Regions from separate parts of the Homo sapiens genome. Here region 1 is linked to region 2. The links are chromatin loops, found by intact Hi-C in ENCODE. Cell type or tissue: gastrocnemius medialis. All regions are shown on one strand. Links, peaks and the distances in the headings refer to the core of each region. The heading gives the core; the rest is flanking DNA.

Evidence for each region. Peaks named below come from ENCODE experiments on the same cell type or tissue, not always from the same donor. Only the 100,000 strongest peaks of a DNase experiment are listed, where the experiment ranks them.
Region 1: it touches region 2 in a loop (4-fold over the local background); 1 of 110 quality-filtered maps calls a loop at or near these places.

What each region holds. Positions count from the first base shown.
Region 1 is chr15:85,582,988-85,585,902 of GRCh38, reverse strand. AKAP13 (A-kinase anchoring protein 13) reads right to left here. Exons shown (of 37, transcript NM_007200.5): 8 at 80-201. Among named protein-coding and RNA genes, the nearest start is that of LINC02883, 170 kb to the left of the region's middle. In gastrocnemius medialis, for the core only: no CTCF peak of the experiment used is centred there; DNase peaks (open chromatin) are centred at 1,602 and 2,292; H3K4me3 peaks cover 2,500 bases; H3K27ac peaks cover 2,500 bases.
Region 2 is chr15:86,161,436-86,164,350 of GRCh38, reverse strand. The region is part of intron 5 of AGBL1 (AGBL carboxypeptidase 1); the gene reads right to left. Among named protein-coding and RNA genes, the nearest start is that of LINC01584, 46 kb to the right of the region's middle. In gastrocnemius medialis, for the core only: no CTCF peak of the experiment used is centred there; DNase peaks (open chromatin) are centred at 390, 1,010, 1,470 and 1,870; H3K4me3 peaks cover 322 bases; H3K27ac peaks cover 2,500 bases.

The sequences.
Region 1 (2,915 bases), core at 241-2,740, 580 kb after region 2:
AAGACAAAGCCATAAATAAGACACAGCAGAACAGGATAAACACATTTTGTGCCCTTATAGACTTACTGATGCCACTTACCGCCTGGGTCATTGGGCCTTGCTTCATCTTCAGTGTAGCAGCTATGCTCCCTACAGCCACTTCTTCAGAAATTGAACTTGCTCTAAAATCCACTTCATCTTCAGCTTTCACGTCTGGCATTTCTGAAAGTGCAGGGGGGTTACAGAGTACATTTTTAAAAACTGATTCCTGTGCCTTACTATTCATACAACATGCTCCAGGTTTCATGTGTTTTGTTTTGCTTTTGCGTTAAAATGGAAAAGTATTCTTTTGTTGTCAGCGGCTAGTGTCATTTCTGACCCTATGCTGAGCTATTCCTTTATCGCATGGTTACTGGTTTTCCCTAGCCTTTGTAGGCGCTTGGAACTAAGCGAGGATCCAATTCAATGTCTTTTGAACATCCATTTCACTATTGACTTTTTATGACAAATCTGAGTGTAGCACCAACTTGCATATGGAAAACTAAATTCATAAGCTTCAGGGGAACAGATTAATAGCTGAAGCTAGGTAGTCCATCTTGGCCATCATCAAAAAAGCAAGGATTTGTACAAAACAAAAAGGAAAAAGCCACTGAGAATGAGAAAAAGCCTCTGGGACAAGTATGACTTTCACTAACATACAACACACTCTGATCCACCCATCACTGTAACCAGTAAGAATGAACTACTCAGCAGTTACGTCTTATTTTTAACCCTTATTTCTTCCAAAACTGAAACCTAATCACAGACTAGCTATCCCTTTCTTAAGAGAAACGTTTCTGCGCATGTTTTCTCAAGAATTACATAGTTGTCCTCTTGCTGGCCATGTTGACAGACCAAAAACAGTGGTGGTTTTTGTTACCTGACCACCACATGGTCAAGCAAATACAGGAAGGAAATGATAAATGATGTCTGAGGCAAATTTAGGCTTCTGACACTTCTTTAAACGGGACTCATGATTGAACAGTCAAAATTCACCTTAATAATCCAAATGCAAATGGAACTGTCATCTCGATTTCATGTGGAAATGCATCTGTGGTTATTAACCTAGTGATGCCACTACTCTGGCAAGAAAAATGCTCCCCACACTAAAGAGCACAGAAGTTTCTTTCACCAAAGAATAAATTATATTAAGATTTTATTCTAGGAGCACATGACATGTACAAAAGTCTACCTTAAATTTGTAAGAGTTACATTTCTATAGATGAACCTCTTTTCTTCCTTCTTTGACCTTATAATTATATAATCTTACCAGCAGTTTAAAAATGGGTAAACAAGTTTCCTTGCCCAAAGAACCAAAATCTGTGTTAAATTTCATAAAATGTTATTAAAGTTAAAATCTGACTAAGCAATCCCCTTAGAACTATCCCTTGATCAAAACATCTCTAAGTGAGTCAGAGTAATTTCTGGGGGGAAAGAGGGTTGCTTTCCTCTGGGGATGTGATTTTTGGTACCTCCTTCCTTTCCTATACCTATCAACTTTGAAAAGATGCATCTTGGCACAGCAACCAGTCACACTAGAAAACAGTGATTACTCACACTTGACGGGTGTCGGCAGCCTCTGCAGGACTGGCGTGGCTCAGTCATGCATCACTGATTTCCTAAGCACTGTGGTCAATGCTTTTGGTGGGTCAAGGGCCACATCCCCTTCTTTCAAACTGGCTCCTTCCAAATCAGCAGTTAAACCTATGTCTTCTCACTCACAAAACAGTATGATTAAATCTATGAGTAGAATGTAAACTTGATAGAAAATACCCTTTGGCTCTGAGATCACACTCAGGTGCTTTTTCTCTAAAGTAATGTGACCAGGGATTTTCCCAATCCTGGCCATTTTCTGAAGAAAGTACCAATTTCTTCATGACTGGCTACTTTCTCTGTAGTCTGAGACCATCAATACAGAGTTCCTCTGCAGTTTGAGACCATGAGTATGACTCCTTTTGGTAACAGGACAAGTAACTCACCTACACAAAATTTACCAACCTCAAGCCCATATATACTGCTGAAAGTCCATACATTTTTCTTCCTTCTCAAAACCTCAAAATCCTAAACATCCGTCATTTCTCACCATCTTTACTATATGTGCTAATAAAAATCAAAGTCTGAAATTCTCCCTGGTTTTTACTTTTTCTCATAGGATACTACAGACACAATCCCCACAGAGTTCACACTTGCTTGAGTCAAATTCTGACCACTGAGCCAGAAAGAGAAATAATTCCGGCCCATGTGGCCAAGGACGCAGCACCGAAATGAAAAGAACATCACCAGGCATCAGCTTACAGCCACTCCCATTCTTCTGAAATGCCAACCTGCCAGGGCCCCCAAAATAGACTTGTTGTTGTGGCTTTTTTTAAAAATTAGAGACCTCATTTAAATCCTGAGACAACAGCCAGCAAGTATCTATCACTAACAATCCAAAACATTAATAAAACTAAAAAGCTAAAGTCATCAAAAATTCTACCTCGGATTCCTTAAATCCCTCAACTGGGGAGGAAAAAGATTATAAACGGCTAAAAGCCCTTTACCAGGGAAAATAACCACTGTATTTAAATTGCGCTTCTTCCAAAGCAACTTCTTTTGCTCCATTGATTCATTTCTCTCCATAACCCTCCCCCACATTCTTAATACATATGTGTAAAGGGATTTTCAAAAATTGAAAAGAACAGCAAAAATAAACAATAAAGACAAAACAGGCTGCTTCTTACCTACAAAAGCCTAGGGGCAAGCATGGAGATAGGTCTTCTGTCTACAGCTGGTAACAGGTGGTGGTATAGAAGTGTGCATCAAACTGACCTTTAAAGACTTCAGGAGCCAAGATCGTGTCCGACTCCCGTTTCAGCTTCAGCCTCAACCCCCGTTAAGAAGTTTTATTCAGATAGTTT
Region 2 (2,915 bases), core at 325-2,824:
ATAAACAAGCTTGTCCACAGTGGAACAAACGAGCAAGAGGTAGCACACTCTGGCCCAGTGTCATTTCCTCCTCCCTACTTCTATAAAAAGCACCCCCAGAAAAGTTTAAGCCCCAGCTGAGTTCATTAACAGACCAAACACTAGAAGCCTATTTCAAATAGACAGCAAAGTTTTAATGTGAATGCTGTCCCCACATGCCCCTCCAATTCAGATCTTTCCCTGCTCCAATCTCTGTCGGTTCCCCCAGACAACTCTAAAAGACTCTGAACTTTTTTCTTCCCTCCAGTGAGAGAAACTTTGCTCCCTTTCAAGCTGGTGGCTGCTGCTTCGCAGTCTCTCAGAATGAGTTCTCTCCCAGAAGGCACCTCATTCCCTCATGCAATAGAGCTCTTGGGAGGTGTGCCAACTGATGTTTCAGACATGTTTGGATGGGGCAGAACTCTGCATGTGCAGCCAGCCTGGTATCAGGGGGAAAAAAGGTAACAAATATGAAGTGCCTAGCATAGCACCTACTCAGTACATTCTGGCTTTCATTCATTACTACATAGGAAATTCACCAATAATTTTTTTTAAAATATTTCTTTTCAATGTATTTATTTAATTTTATTTATTCATTTTTTTTTGAGACAGAATCTCACTCTGTCTCACAGGCTGGAGTGCAGTGGTGTGATCTTGGCTCACTGTAACCTCTACCTCCTGGGTTTGAGTGATTCTCCTGCCTCAGCCTCCCAGGTAGCTGGGATTACAGGAATCCACCACCATGCCCAGCTAATTTTTGTATTTTTAGTAGAGATAGGGTTTCATCACGTTGGCCAGGCTGGTCTCAAACTCCTGATCTTAGGTGACCCACCCACCTCAGCCTCCCAAAGTGCTGGGATTACAGGCATGAGCCACAATACCCAGCCCTCATTTATTTATTTTTAAGACAGGATCTCAATTTGTCCCCCAGGCTGGCATGCAATGGCATAGTCATGACTCACTGTAGTCTCAAACTCCTGGGCCCAAGCAACTCTCCCACCTCAGCCTCCTGAGTAGCTGGGACTACAGGTGTGCACCACCACACCCAACTAATTTCTTGTAGAGACAGGGTCTGCCTACGTTGCCCAAGCTGGTCGCAAACTCCTGGCCTCAAGCGGTCCTCCCGCCTTTGCCTCCCAAAGCACTGAGATTACAGACATGAGCCACCATGCTCAGCCTCGTTTGAATTTAATTAAGAGCCTATTATTATCTAGGCGCTGGGCTAGGAGGAATGGAAAATAACAAGATACATATAATTTGATTTCTACTTTAGGAAGTACAGAATTTAGGGAGGAGAAAAGACACCCAGGCCAATATAGTACAGAGTCCAATAGAATGCATGTCGAAAGAAGGTCTGAACAAATCTCTGGAGGATGTTTGAGGAGAGTAGATTCCTTTTCTCTGATGAAATGGAGCAGGTGGCATCCAGTGAAGTCTGGAGACTGGGTAAGACTTCTACCACTGCACAAGGCAGCATGGCATTCCAGAGGAAGGGAGAGACCTGGGGAAGAAGAGGGAATGCCACACTCAGAGATAGCTGGCTGGAAAGCGAGATGAGAGCAGGAATGAGAAACCACTCTGGAAAGGGAAGCTGAGGCACATTCCTGATGGCTTTGAAGTGAAGTGAGACCAACTAGAGGGCTATCATAGCAGTTTAAGTCTGACCATAACTGTTCCCACTAGCATGGGACTCATGAGGAGCCGAAGGAAGGAAGTTGGCACAAGCCAACACAAGTGTGTGCAGCATGGTGGGTATTTGGGAAGTGGAGGAGGCCTGAAATAGCTGCCTGCCCTGGGCTGAGGGCTGGCACAAGGCCACAGAGGGTTAGTGACATTGCTCTTCATGTCCCTTCTCTCTAGCAAGTATGTGGTTGGAGCTTCTGTTGTAAATCTTGCCCTGAGTACTATCTGGAGACAGAGCTTCATTGGAGGACAGCTGCACATCTAATTTTAGGTTCCTGCTAGAGAAGTAGGGCAGGTCTAATCTCCACAGGAGGGAGGAGTCATCATGACACAACACTGGGCATCTGCTCCTACAAAGGCATCCCGGAATAACTCTCCCATAGCATGCTAGCATTTGGAGGATGATACTTAGTAGAGCTATCCATGCCCCCTGACATGCGACTTTATCCCTTCCCTGCAAGACCCCCCTTGAGCCCACAGGTTCTGTCAACCAAATGGCTTGAGTAGAATTCATTTGGGTATGTCTTAGTTACTATTCTCAGGATGGAGTTTGTGAAAGATGGAAATTGGCAGGACGTTCTCATCTCCAGACTCTTCCCCAGCCTCTGCCATCTGATCTGCAGCAGGCAACCAGACATCCCATAGTATTTGTATTAATAATGATTAACAATGTCATAGCATGTCAAAGCACACGATGTCTTTACACATTATTTGTTATTGCCCACAATAAACCTAGGAGGTAAGACTTGACATTCATGCTTTAAGAAATGTCAAAGTTTAGTTAAGAAAAGTTAAATGACTCGCCAAGGAATCTGGTAGAAGGAGGCTTACAGAGCAGGTCTTCCAATTTCATTACCTTTGTTCTTATCTTGCTGTTGATGAGTAAGGATAAGATAGAAAACAAGGTAGCTTTGGGAAAGAATTCAAAAGCAGAGGGAATAGATATTTAGCCTTTGAGAGGAAATAGCCAACTGATGGAGGAGTAAGACTCCTCTATCATTAAGCAAATTGTTCCATGGGTATAAGCCATTTAGATGGAAAAGAAATTTAAGCAAACTTTAACTGCATATGATCGTCTTACATATGATGGTTGTAGAAATAAAATGCTGGAAATAGACTGTATAAGATACGCCAGTGGTGGCTTAAGAGCTGAGGCTCATGTATCAGACAGGGTTTAAATCCCAGCTCTCTCACTTAAAACCCAGCATGTTACT